Regions from separate parts of the Homo sapiens genome. Here region 1 is linked to region 2. Evidence: chromatin loops called from intact Hi-C (ENCODE). Cell type or tissue: heart right ventricle. All regions are shown on one strand. Each heading gives the region's core, and the rest is flanking DNA. Links, peaks and the distances in the headings are about the cores only.

Evidence for each region. A loop is a pair of places that touch in the nucleus more often than their neighbours do. Peaks named below come from ENCODE experiments on the same cell type or tissue, not always from the same donor. Only the 100,000 strongest peaks of a DNase experiment are listed, where the experiment ranks them.
Region 1: it touches region 2 in a loop (2.8-fold over the local background); 10 of 110 quality-filtered maps call a loop at or near these places.

Annotation. Positions count from the first base shown.
Region 1 is chr17:4,621,229-4,629,766 of GRCh38, reverse strand. It overlaps LOC105371498 (a long non-coding RNA gene), which reads left to right. Exons shown (of 3, transcript XR_001752766.3): 2 at 1,960-2,104. Among named protein-coding and RNA genes, the nearest start is that of LINC01996, 15 kb to the right of the region's middle. In heart right ventricle, for the core only: CTCF peaks have their summits at 3,428 and 3,629 (motif pointing right); no DNase peak of the experiment used is centred there.
Region 2 is chr17:4,213,488-4,218,487 of GRCh38, reverse strand. It overlaps ANKFY1 (ankyrin repeat and FYVE domain containing 1), which reads left to right. Exons shown (of 25, transcript NM_001330063.2): 4 at 1,370-1,505. Among named protein-coding and RNA genes, the nearest start is that of ANKFY1, 48 kb to the left of the region's middle. In heart right ventricle, for the core only: a CTCF peak has its summit at 2,967 (motif pointing left); a DNase peak (open chromatin) is centred at 2,967; H3K4me3 peaks cover 470 bases; H3K27ac peaks cover 3,020 bases.

The DNA of each region.
Region 1 (8,538 bases), core at 1,520-6,519, 410 kb before region 2:
ATAATGTGAATAAAGTTGCTTCTTGCCTCTGGTTCTGTTTAATTCTACAGAAGACATACTGGCAATGTTTGGTCTGATTTTTCTTTTAAGACGGAGTCTCACTTTGTTGCCCAGGCTGTAGTGCAGTGGCGCAATCTTGGCTCACTGATACCTCTGCTTCCCGGGTTCTCCTGCCTCAGCCTCCCGTGTAGCTGGGATTACAGGTGCCCGCCACCACACCCAGCTAATTTTTTGTATTTTTGGTAGAGATGGGATTTCATGTTGGCCAGGCTGGTTTTGAACTCTCAACCTCAGGTGACCCGCCTGCCTCGGCCTCCCAAAGTGCTGGGATTCCAGGTGTGAGCCACCGTGCCTGGCCTATATCAGTTCTCATCCCATGAAATAGTTCCCCTTAATCACAGACTAAAAAACTATATATTTTTTCACTTCTATTGAAGTCTTAGATGGATTTCCTGATAGAGAATGTAAAATTTACACTCAATGATCATCACAGAAATAAAATCATTACAATCTTTTAAAATCCTTTTATTCACCTTGAAAGCAATTTTGGATTTCAGACTTTAAAAATAATATTTCCTGGCTGGGGGCAGTGGCTCACGCCTGTAATCCCAGCACTTTGGGAGACCAAGGCGGGCGGATCACCTGAGGCCGGGAGTTCAAGACCAGCCTGACCAACGTGGAGAAACCCCATCTCTACTAAAAATACAAAATTAGGCGGGCATGGTGGTGCATGCCTGTAATCCCAGCTACTCGGGAGGCTGAGGCAGAATTGCTTGAACTCGAGAGGTGGAGGTTGTGGTGAGCTGAGATCGTGCCATTGCACTCCAGCCTGGGTAACAAGAGAGACCCTCCATCTCAAAAAAAATATCTATATATCTATATATCTATATATTATGTTCACTGAAGGTTGCTTTAAGGACGGTGCTAGGCCCACACTGAGAAGAGTATCTGTAACAAAATAGGCATTCAGTAATCTTTTTTTAAGTTAATGAGCAAAAAAATTAAAAATATATGTTTCAACTGGATCATATTTCCCAATGCAAATACCAGGGGCTTCCATGAAAAACTTTTGAGGGCTTTTTTTTTTTTTCTTGAAGGGCAATTTTTTTTCATATAAAGTTTGTATTGAACAAACTTTTACAAAGAACGATTTCGCACTATGGCAGAGTATGTCTGCACATCGCATTTGTATTTGCTCTTTATGATGAAATTATCAAACACATTAATAAGATCTGAAGGTCTAGTTTCCAAGAAAGGAAGATGGTCATGGATGCTGGTGTAAGCCAGGCCTTCTACAAAAATTTGAACAACTGCCTGATCCCTTGAGTTGTGAAAGGTATTTTAAAATTAGTATTGCATAGTAAAAATTATGTTAATTATTGTTGTTTTCAGTGTTAATTATGGGCTTACTAATTGCATAAATAATGACTTCCTTAATGTTTTATTTCAAAGTAGAGTTTAGGATGCTAAACATATGTTTATTGTTTGCAAATATCTATGTGCTGGCATTTATGTGAGCCAAGCAGTCTGATTGGGCCAAACCCTGGGAAATGTAAATATATTTATTCTTATTTTACTATTTGGCACAGCCTGTTGTCTCCCAATAACTGTAATAATGTCTGCTATTGAATCGTGGCAGACACCATCCAGTGTTTCTCGGAATACAGGCAGCCCTCCTACACTCTGCATCAGAGCCCCTCCCGCAGGGGATGCTTGTTAAAGGATGGATTCGCAGGACCCGCCGCTGAATCAGAACTTAAGTTTAAAAAAGGCTGCACCTTCACGGGTGCTCGCTCTGTCCTACCAGTGAGCTTCCCTTTAGTTTCGCGTTTCCACAGGAAACAGGACATAGATCTAAAATTGCCTTTGCACTTGGACTGGTTTCCTTTGCTGACCTAATACAGAATAGCTTTTTGTGCTGTGACTGCGAGTGTGTTGAACAGATCCTCTGTATTTTAGGAGAAGAAATTTGGTGCCTCGTTGCTCACCATCACCACTGGCCCTGGTAGCTCTGCGGATAAACCAGCTTGGATTTCACCCTTGAGGATTAACATTGCAACACTGCATAGGCACATAAAGCCACCTGAAAGTCAAGATGAGGCAGGTAATGTGCGCACTGGGATCTCGTGTGGTTGGTGTCTTGTCTTTTGCCATTTGTCGGGTACAGCAGCTGCAGTTGCTGAAGCAGGTGAGTAACTTTCAAGAGCCGAACCAACTGCAAGAAGCTCTCCTGGAAAGGGGCATGAAGGCTGCTGACCCTCCTCCTGCCCCTCCGCCGACCAACTCCACACCTGGGATTAGAGGGGAGGAAACCTTTATCCCATATTCTCTTATGTTCTATTGCTGGGGACCTGCAAATTAAACTGACAGAACACAGATTAACAAGAGAAAAAGGATACAAATTTTACGGATGTTAATGTTTTATGGGTACAGGAGCTTCACAAAAAGAAGTAGAAAACTCCAATAAGTGTTTAGACTTGAGAAATTATATACTATTTGAGCAAAGGGTGATAGGTTATAGAGAAGTGACTGAATAAAGAAAAGAATGTTTGGGCTTCCGGGGTAATAAACTGTAAGAAAGTGTTTAGGAATATATGGGAGAAATTAATGGACGAGAACAGTTATCTCTCTTCCATTTGTTTGTTTATGTAGACTCTTCTCAATGCAACTCCTGTCACTGGTGATAAGAGTCACTCTCTTTCTTCTGGGTACAGAGGGGCATCTTCCTCAAAGCAAAATTTAGGTCCTGCATTTAGGCAGATAAGGGAGGACAGAGAACTTTTACTGCATCTGTTGTTTCTTCATTGTCTATAGCTCAAATTATTCTTTTGCCGAGGTAGCATATTTTGGGGGTGGCATGTTGTGATCCTCTTTAGGATCATCAGCACCTCCAGCTAGGGTGAGGCTGGACAGGAGCTGGCACAAAGGAGGCTTTCAGGCAGTTTCCTTGAGTTCTAACCGCAACCCCTGCAGAACAATTGGCCTGTGGCCTGCTGTCCCCACTATGCCTGAATTGCTGTGGACTAATTTATGAGTAGCCCTCTGAACCCAGAGGAAGCTCGAGGAGCAGAATTGACATACCCATCAGCTAGAATCGCTGTAGGAAGACAGAATCAGTGAACATAAAGTATCCAAGTTCGAACAACTGAAAATGAAATCATAATTAATTTTTAAAAGAGTTTTGTGAAATATGTGGATAAAGCATACTTTCCGATGAGCCTAATACTATGAATGATAAATTATAAATGGGAGTCCTATTTCAAATCTAAGCAAGGATGGCTGGGCGCAGTGACTCATGCCTGTAATCCCAGCACTTTGGGATGCCGAGGCGGGTGGATCACTTGAGGCTAGCAGTTCAAGACCAGCCTGGTCAACATGGTGAAACCCCATCTCTACTAAAAATACATAAATTAGCTGGGCATGGTGGCAGGTGCCTGTAATCCCAGCTACTCAGGAGGCTGAGGCAGGAGAATCACTTGAACCCGGGAGGTGGAGGTTGCAGTGAGCTGAGATCGTGCCACTGCACTCCAGCCTGGGTGACAGAGTGAGACTCCATCTCAAAAAGAAAAAAAAAAAAAATCCAAGCGGACTTAGACTCACAGAAATCATTATGTTCCACGAGAGGGCAGTATAGTAACTCGTTTATAAAACAGTAGGCTCGGAAGAGCAGAGGAAAACATTTGTGAACAGTTTTAAAATTTGTGATGAGCACCGGGCGCGGTGGCTCACACCTGTAATCTCAGCACCCTGGGAGGCCGAGGCGGGAGGATCACCTGAGGTTGGGAGTTTGAGACCAGCCTGACCAACGTGGTGAAACACCGTCTCTGCTAAAAATACAAAAAAATTAGCCGGGCTTGGTGGCGCATGCCTGTAATCCCAGCTACTGGGGAGACTGAGGCAGGAGAATTGCTTGAACCCCAGAGGCGGAGGTTGCAGTGAGCGGAGATCGCGCCACTGCACTCCAGCCTGGGCAACAAGAGCAATACTCCGTCTCAAAAAACAAACAAACAAACAAACAAACAAAAGATTGTGATGAGAACCTGTTTGAGCAGAAACAAAATCAAATCGCATTTTTACCATAAAGTGTTTGTCTCTATGACATGATGACTACTCAGGAAGATTGGTTTTTTCAAGTAGGAATGACATACTTTTGAAAAAGTAAGTTGCTTGACTTGGAATTAAATGGAATTGCTTTCGTTCGTTGCTATGTTGCTCGGTTGCTATGTGGTCTAGTAGAAGCTACAAACAAAATCCAGGAGATCACATTTCCTCTGCCTCAGCCCCTGGAAAAGCTTTATATGCCTGAGTCCTCACCTCCAGTTGTGCCTGGAGCTACGAAGTTTGCGGGAGAGTTTAAATTGGGAAAGATAGTAATCCTTACAGCCAGCTTTATCTGAACTCTGAGTACCAGGCTGGGCGCTTTACATGGATTATTTCTTTCAGCCCCATGATAGCTCTATGAGTTAGGAACTATTATTATCTTCATTAAACCAAGGCCCATAGAGGACTGAGTGTTTGCCCGTGGGACACGCACGGCTCATCGATGGCAGATGCAAAGTCGGGATTCAAACCGGGCAGATCAAATCTAGATCCCAAGTTTGAGCTATTTCTAGGCAATTGGTGGCAAAGACAGAACTAGAACCCATATCTCTTTGTTACAAATTAAAGAGTGACTTTAATATTGAAAACGATGTGTATGGCGGGACTGGGTAGAAGAAACCTTTGGAAGACGGCTGATGGGACAGACGCAAAGTGACTGTGTTTGCAAAAAGACAGGTTCATGCCAAGAAACGAGAACATTCCAGGCTGAGCTGGGATGCCCCATTTATGCCAATTATGCAGTGTCAGAGTGGCCAAGACCAGAGGGATTTCCCCATTGCCTTCTCAAACTCCAAAGAGCTCTGAGATCCACAAGCTGGTGGGGTTCCCAGGAGAAGCCTGCAGAAGGTGCTTCCTCCTCCAGGCCACAGAAGAGGACAGAGAGAAGTTCCCCTAAATCCCCAGAGCCCTTAGTCAAGTTCATCCCAAAACTATCCGAATAATCATCACTGCTATCCCTTGAGAATTCAAATGCCAGGCCCTGTGCTAAGCATTTTACTTGTGTTAGCTCATTTAGTCCTCATAGCAATTCAGTGAGGTGGGGCTTATGTTCACTATCTGGGAATTTCACAGGCTGGCCCCTCTCACAGGAGTTTCATCATGTAAGGCCTGCGTACATATATGCATGAGAAAGCATGTCTTGCACACGAATTGGTTTTCCTAAACCCTCCCTCATCTTTGAGCAATGCAGCCAACTTTGTTTTTAAAGTGCAGCCCACTTCTGAGTAAGCATGGCAGATTGCTCACTTCCCCCTTCCAAAACTCCACTGAAATGGCAATAAAGGAATCAAGAATATATAAACTCATAAGGAGATAAAATGAGGGAAGAGATGAACATGGATGAGAGAGTCCCACAAATATCTGGAAAAGGGAGAGGAGCAGGAGCTGACATGGCAGAGCTGGGGATCACTACCTGGCTCCCTGCAGATGAGGAAACTAATAAGCAGAAGCGGGGTGGTCTTGTAGAACTCTAGGTGCTGAGGACGGGGAGATCCAAATCTACAGAAGGTGGACATGAGGCATGGGACTAAAAACAGGGGGGCTACGTGGCCTGTATAGGGGGAGGATGGACCCCCTTCCTCCTCCTACAGCAGGTGCACCCCAGCTCTCTCCTACACCCATTGCTTGCCTCCCCACCCCCACTGCCAGTAGGAGATTTGACACATTGTCTCTGGATAACTGAATGGCTCCAGAGAAAAGACCTCCACATTCTGACATCTTGGAGTCCTGCCCCAATTTGAAAGCCAGTTTGGGCTGGGCGCAGTGGCTCACCCCTGTAATCCCAGCACTTTGGGAGGCCAAGGCAGGTGGATCACCTGAGGTCAGCTTTACCAACCAGCTTTACCAACATGGTGAAGCCCCATTTCTACCAAAAAAAAAAAAAAAAGAACCAAAATTAGCCAGGCCTGGTGGCACCTGCTTGTAATCCCAGCTACTCAGGAGGCTGAGGCAGGAGAATCACTTCAACCGGGGAGGCAGAGGTTGCAGTGAGCCGAGATTGCACCATTGCATTCCAGCCTGGGCAACAAGAGCAAAATCCCATAAAAAGAAAGAAAGAAAGAATGAAAGAAAGAAAGAAGGAAGGAAGGAGAAAGAGAGAAAGAAAAGAAAGAAGAAAGAAGGAAGGAAAGAAAGAAAGAAAAAGAAAAGAAAGAAGCCAGTTTGCTATCCAATGACCTTGTTGTAAGTCCTTCTATGGACAAGCCTCACCCACTCACTCAGAGTTCCCACTCCTGTGTTTAGTGAGTCACACTTAGACAAGAACAGGCAGCCCAGGATCACCTAATGTTTAAAGACAGCCTCCAGCTTGGAAGAGACGGATCCAGACAAATAGGATAAAGGAATTTGGAGAAAGCAGAGACGATGGAAGGAGTAGAAAAAAAATGAAAAAAAAATCTGATAATTTCTTCAGAAAAGTAAAGTAAGATGTTATATCCATTAAACAAGAGTTAGATGCTTTATTCTCTATTTTGGATGTTACTTTTAAAGGAATTAATGAAAAAACAAAAATGAAATTTTGGAAATTGTTCAAAAGAAGAGTAAGAATAAAATATTTAAAAGCAAGTTTGGTGGAAGATAAAGTAGAACAAAAATAAACAGAGATTTAAAAATAATAATAATTGAAAAAATATAAGAATGAGGACCACTCTAGGAAGTCCAATTTCCAGCTAATAGAAATTCTATAAAGAGAAAATAGAGGAGAGAGAGTGAGAGTAAAAATAATACCACTTCACAAAATTGAAAGATGTGAGTCTCCAGATTGAGAGGCCCAACTAAATGCCCACCCCAAGGTGCATCATCACAAATTTCAGAATACCCAGAATAAAGAATAGACTTCTAAAGCTCCCTGAGAGAGAAAAACATACGAAAGATCAGGTATCAGCCTTGGACTTCTAAATAGCCACACTGAAAGAAAACAATGCCTTCAAGCTTCTGTGTGAAAATGATTTTCAGCTGAGAATACTTGTAACCAGATGATCAATGAAATAGGAAGGTGGAATAAAAGCATCTCAGACATGCAAGGAGTCAAATTTTACCTCACATGTATGTCCTCTCTTAAGTGGCTACTGCAGGATGTGCACCCACAAAATGAGAAAGTAAACTAAAAAAAATAATGTGGAACTAGAAGTCATGGGATTCAATGCTGAACAGCATTGAAGAGAAATGCCAGGATGATAGTGGATAGAGAGCTACCAGTCCAGAGGGGAGCAGGATGGCAGGCACCAGGAGTGAGGCACCCAAGGAATCAAAGAAAATGACACATTTGAGGATACGGAAAATAGTATCCAGAAACATGAAAGCACTTGGGGAAAAAATGAGCAATTGCCACATAGAATAATAGGCAAATGACAAACAAAAAGTAATGATAAATTCCAGGAATAAATGAAGAGTATGGCTCATGCAAAGGGCCTAAAGTAGAAGTGAGCCTAATGCATTCAGGGACTAACAAGAAGAGTGGGGCTGCGGCAGAACTGGAGAGGGGCAGGAGACTAGGCAGTGAGGTCAGAGAGACAAGAAGGGTCAGGACATTGTGAGGACTCGGGCATTGACTGTAAGCAAGATGGGAGCTGCTGCAGTGTTTTGTGCCGAAGAGTGACATGATCTGACTTACATGTTGGCAGAATAATTCTGCCTATGTGTTGAGAATAAATGGTAGGAGGGACTAGGTGGAAGTAGGATGCTATTGCAGTCAGAAGGCCACTGCAGTGATCCAGGGGAAAGACCATACTGATGGCCCCATTGGATGATGGTGGCTTGGACCAGGGTGGAAGCATTGGAGGTGGTGAGAAGTGATTGGATTCTGGATATTTTGAAGGCAGAGCCAAATATTCCTTGACATACAGAATGCGAGGTATGAAAGAAAGAGAGAAATCAAAGATGGCCTGAGCAGCTGGAGGGATGAAGCTGCAGTCAAATGAGATGAGGAGACCACAGTTGGAACAATGTTCCCATCACCTGTTACTGAACCAACGTCAATTTACAGACATAAAACAACAATCATTGATTATTATCAGCTCTGGTGACCCTGGCAGTTGACTGGGCTCAGATAGGCAGGTCTCACTCGGTGGTTGGGGCTAGAGTCATCTCAAAGGCCTCCTCGCTCACATGTCTGGTGCGTCTACTAGAAGACACTTAGAGCTCAAGGATGGACTAGGAGGGGCTCCTTGGGCCTCTCTCTACGTGGTCTCTGCACATGATCTCTCCAGCATGGTGGCTGGTGGCTTCCTGCATGGTAGTCCAGGGCTCCAAAGGCTCAGGTCCTAAAATGAGAGGGAAGTTGTATCGTGCTGTGAGACCTGCGTCAGAAGCAACACAGCGTCACTTCAGCGGCACTGTGTTCCTTAGAGTTCAGCCACCATGTGCAAGGCGGGAGGGAATCAGATTCCCTGTCTTGATGAGAGGAGAGTCCGAGAATCTGCAGATATGTTTTAAAACCAC
Region 2 (5,000 bases), core at 1-5,000:
GGCGTGAGCCACTGTACCCAGCCAATGAGATCTTATACAAGTATTTTTAGCCTACTTTTCAAAAAGCCTATGTAGTAAATATCTTATGTTGAATATATATCTATCTAGTTTTCATTGCATTTGTTCAGTGTGTATGTATATTGTAATTTATTTAATTAGTTCTCCATTGTTGGACTCTTACGATTTTTGTTCTAGTTCTTCATTAATAATATTGTGCTGAGCATCTTAGTACATTTTTCTTTATCTGTCCAGTTATTTTCTTTGGATAATGTCTACATATGTAGTTGCTGTGTGAAAGGTTATGTTCTTTAAAAAATCTTTGCTAGTCTGAGAGATAAAAAAATGTACTCTGATTTCAGTTTGTATTTGGTTATCAGTAAGGTTTACTAGCCATTATTTATCTTTGTGAATTACCTATTTGTATCCATTGCCCATTTTTCCATTGGGTATCCGTCTTTTTATTTTTATTTGTAAGGTCTTTTTATCATAAAGAATGTTAACTCAGGCTGGGTGAAGCGGCTCACGCCTGTAATCCTAATGCTTTAGGAGGCCGAGGCAGTTGGATTCTTTGAGCCCAGGATTTCGAGACCAGCCTGGGCAACATGGTGAAACCGTCTCTGCAAAAAATACAAAAATTAACCTGGTATGCTAGCATGCACCTGCGGTCCCAGCTACTCGGGAGGCTGAGGTGTAAGGACCACTTGAGCCCAGGGAGTTCGAGGCTTCAGTGAGGCATGATTGTGCCACTGCATTCCAGCCTGGGTGACGTAGTGAGACCCTGTCTCAAAAAGAAAAAAAAAATAATGTTAATTCTTTGTCATATGTTTCAAATATTTTCCCCAATTTATTCGACATATCTTTAGTAGGTTTATTTCCTCACTCACTGCCCACTGCGAAAGTTTAGTCAGATGTTGCCCAGACTGCTGAGTCACCTTTTTTTTGAGACGGAGTCTCCCTCTGTCACCCAGGCTGGAGTGCAGTGGCTCAATCTCTGCTCACTGCAACCTCCGTCTCCCGGGTTCAAGCGATTCTCCTGCCTCAGCCCGAGTAGCTGGGATTACAGGTGCACGCCACCAGGCCCGGCTAATTTTTTTTGTATTTTTAGTAGACATGGGGTTTCAGCATGTTGGTCAGGCTGGTCTCGAACTCCTGACTTCGTGATCTGCCCGCCTCAGCCTCCCAAAGTGCTGGGATTACAGGCGTGAGCCACTGCACCCGGCCGAGTCCCCATTTTTAATGACTGTGTAATATTCCTTTAAGTTGGGTATACTGTCATTTACTTTATTAGCCTCAAATTTTAGGGATCCCTTGAGAAAGTCTAAGCATGTCATTCTATGCTTTTTCAGTTGTTCTCTCTTTCTTTAACCAGATGCTAATCCTGAGGTGACGATGACAATGCTTCGCTGGATCTATACAGATGAGCTGGAGTTCAGAGAGGATGATGTGTTCCTGACTGAACTGATGAAACTAGCAAATCGGTTTCAGCTACAGCTCCTCAGGGAGAGGCAAGTCACAGCAGATATATTCAAGCACCTCAGATGGTGGTGGCTGAGCTTTAATTATGCCGAGCTCTGGGAAAACAGCTTCTTCTGCTAATGTAAATAACTTGGCAAGGTGTTCCTTTAAAGGCGATGCTGGGGACAGATGTTACCTCCCTTGCTTTGTGTTATCTTGTAGCTAAATTTTGCTAAAGCTTTTGCTATTCTCTTTTCTTTCACTGGTCTGTTACCTGAAATTACATAATCGTATAAACTGAAAAATTAAATATGAAATAATATAATCCAATGTCCAAACTTTCAGCTTTCCTTCCCTTTCTGTTTCCCTTGACATTTTACTCTATTTTCTGATATATCAAGTTGAATGAAATCCTTAGTCATAGTCTCTTTGTTGGAAACAATGAGTGCCTAAATGAATATGTGAAAATATTGTCCAAATAAGTGTCATAGCCAGTGTTCCAGAGATCTCACTTCATTTAAGTTACTGCATTTTAGGTTGTCAAGGAGATAGCATGCTGTGTTTTTATATTACATTTTCTCTGTTGCTCTCCCAAGTTGGCATTTTAGAACAACAGAAAACAAAACGTTCACTAAATAATGTCAGACGAGATGTCCGGGAGCGTCTTTCTATTGGAGCTGTGGCTCTTGGTAATCAGCTTGCTGATGGAGTGGCTTTTTACAGCATTTAGTGATCTTTGTATTCCCTTGGGTGCATAAAGTAATGGCTTTTCTCCTGGGTGAGTGAAGGGATGGTTTCAGTCATCAGGAGGCACTCCACCTATTGCTGTGTTTTCCCTAGAGAGACTTTGCTGCCTAGAGCTGCTTGCTGTTTTCGTCATGGGCTGGTGTTTTCCCAGGAGGGCTCACTGTGCCCCACATGAAATCAGTGGACGGCTTACTCCTGTCTGTTATTGATGTGGGTTTGAGTGCATTTTAATATCTAAATCCTATAAATAAAAAACAAAAGCAGGTCCACAGTCTATAGGTGCATACAGCATTAGGCTATTAGCAAAGCTGATTTGATTATTGAGGACATTCAGTTAACTGTTTCTTTCATTTGTTTGTTTGTTTGTTTTGGTGAGGAGTTTTGGTGATAGTGAAATCAGACTGATTTTAATTAGATTGAGTATGATTTATGTCTTTATATGTTTTCCAGACTTCCTGAGCTTTCTCCTGTTGACCTTGTCAGACTTGCTTATGTAAATTAAATTGCTTTTGTAAAAATGTCTTGGGGTTGGAGTAGTTGAGATAATTGTAATCTGTGTAATGGATTCTTTAATTAAACTGTTTGTTGTTTGTTGACCGAGTAGGCTTCATAACTGTCAACATTACCAGATGCTTAATTTTGTATTGTTAGATATGAGTATCGAGTTATTATCTGTCATGGCTTTCTTAAGAGCTGGAGTGGAAGACACCGGGAGTGGAGTCAAGGGTTGGCTTTTAAAGGGTCACAGAGTGCCCCCTGCTGTCCTTGGAAGGAATTACATGCTTGAGATAATGAAAGGGTGCTAGCGACGGGTGCGGTTCAGTGTGAAGCAGCCGTTGCTCTTTTTGTAATGTGGGGATCTCGCCGGTTTTGGAATGCTAGCACTGATTTGATGAAAAGGAAGTTTTTATAGTAAGCATCAGGAAAATCTTTTCTTTTTTTTTCTACCACGGAGGGCACACTGAAGAAAATACTCTTAATTTTTTTTTTTTTTTTTTAGAAGACAGCCTCACTGTGTCACCCTGGCTGGAGTGCAATGGCACAGTCTTGGCTCACTGCAACCTCCGCCTCCCGATTCAAGCGATTCTCCTGCCTCAGCCTCCTGAGTAGCTGGGATTACAGACGACTGCCACCACGCCCAGCTAATTTTTGTATTTTTAGTAGAGACGGGGTTTTGCCATGTTGGCCAGGTTAGTCTCAAACTCCTAGCCTCAGGTGATCCGCCCGCCTCAGCCTCCCAAAGTGCTGGGATTACAGGCGTGACCTACCGTGCCTGGCTAATCTTTTTAAAGAGATAATTAATGTATACTAAAAAAAGACAGTTAATCTTTTTCTCCTTACAAAAGTATAATACATGTTCGGTGTATGATATTTGGAGGATACAGAATGATATAAAGAAAAAAGTCATTTGTAACTAAATCATTGTTTACCTTCTGTCATTTTTCTTTTCAATAATTTTTTTTTCCCACATCCACTCAAGAGTGATATGAAAACTATACAGCAGTTTGTGGGACGTTTAAATATATGCTTGATGTTATACTTTAAAAGTCACCAACATGGTGAAACCCAGTCTCTACTAAAAATACAAAAAAATTAGCCAGGCGTGGTGGCGGGCACCTGTAATCCCAGCTACTCAGGAGGCTGAGGCAGGAGAATCGCTTGAACCTGGGAGGTGGAGGTTGTGGTGAGCCTGGATTGAGCCTTGTTGCTCCAGCCTGGGCAATATGAGTGAAAGTCCATCTCAAAAAAAAAAAAAAAAAAAGTTAGGTTTATCGTTTTTGTATCTCTGTGTCCTTTCTGTACTCTAAAGTTAAAAATAATAATTAAAAAATTCCCTTCGGGTGAAAGTCTGTCTGTCTTGCTATTTTCAAAGAGAATATAGGAACCGAGAATCTTAATTTCTAAATAAGATTACGTGTTCCTTGGTTGCGTAAATCATGTCAGTTACTATTTATAATCTATCCAAATGGCAAATGGCACTCTGGAGATCCTAGAATTGGTGACAGTGAAATGTCTGCCAGCTTTAATAAAAGATCTGCTTTCGTGAAACATATTTGAGTCCCTTGGTGCAATGTCATTTGACAGTGAAAAGGAGGAGAGTGGAATTTTCAGGTTCTCAGCAAATGCTGTAAAGGTGCTTTGTAAAGTGCTCTGCAAATGTGAGTTATTACTTCCTGAGATCATACTGTGTATTAGGCTGCCTGGTGTTAGGATGTTAGGAAGGCAGATTGAATATTAGTTGTAAAAATGGTAAAAGCTTCTGAAAGCTATCTGAAAAGAGGTTTTTTTCTGCTGGAATGCTCTGATTTCATGGCTGAGGTTAGAGTGACTTTGTCAGACATTGCTGTGGTGTGCTACAGGTTTGGAGAAACCAATGGTACAGAAAACTGAGGCTTAGAAATATAATGCTGTTGACTGGGTGTGATGGCTCACACCTGTAATCCCAGCACTTTGGGAGGCCGAGGTGGGTGGATCCCGAAGTCAGGAGATCGAGACCATCCTGGCTAACATGGTGAAACCTCATCTCTACTAAAAATACAAAAAATTAGCTGGGCGTGGTGGCAGGCGCTTTTAGTCCCAGCTACACGGGAGGCAGAGGCAGGAGACAGGAGAATCGCATGAACCTGGGAGGCGGAGGTTGCAGTGAGCCGAGATCGTACCACTGCACTCCAGCCTGGGCGACAAAGTAAGACTTCATCTTGGAAAAAAAAAAAAAAAAGAAATAAATATAATGCTGTTGTATGTAACTTACATTCTTGTTTATTATTGTAACTTAACTTACTAATGTAACTTACTTA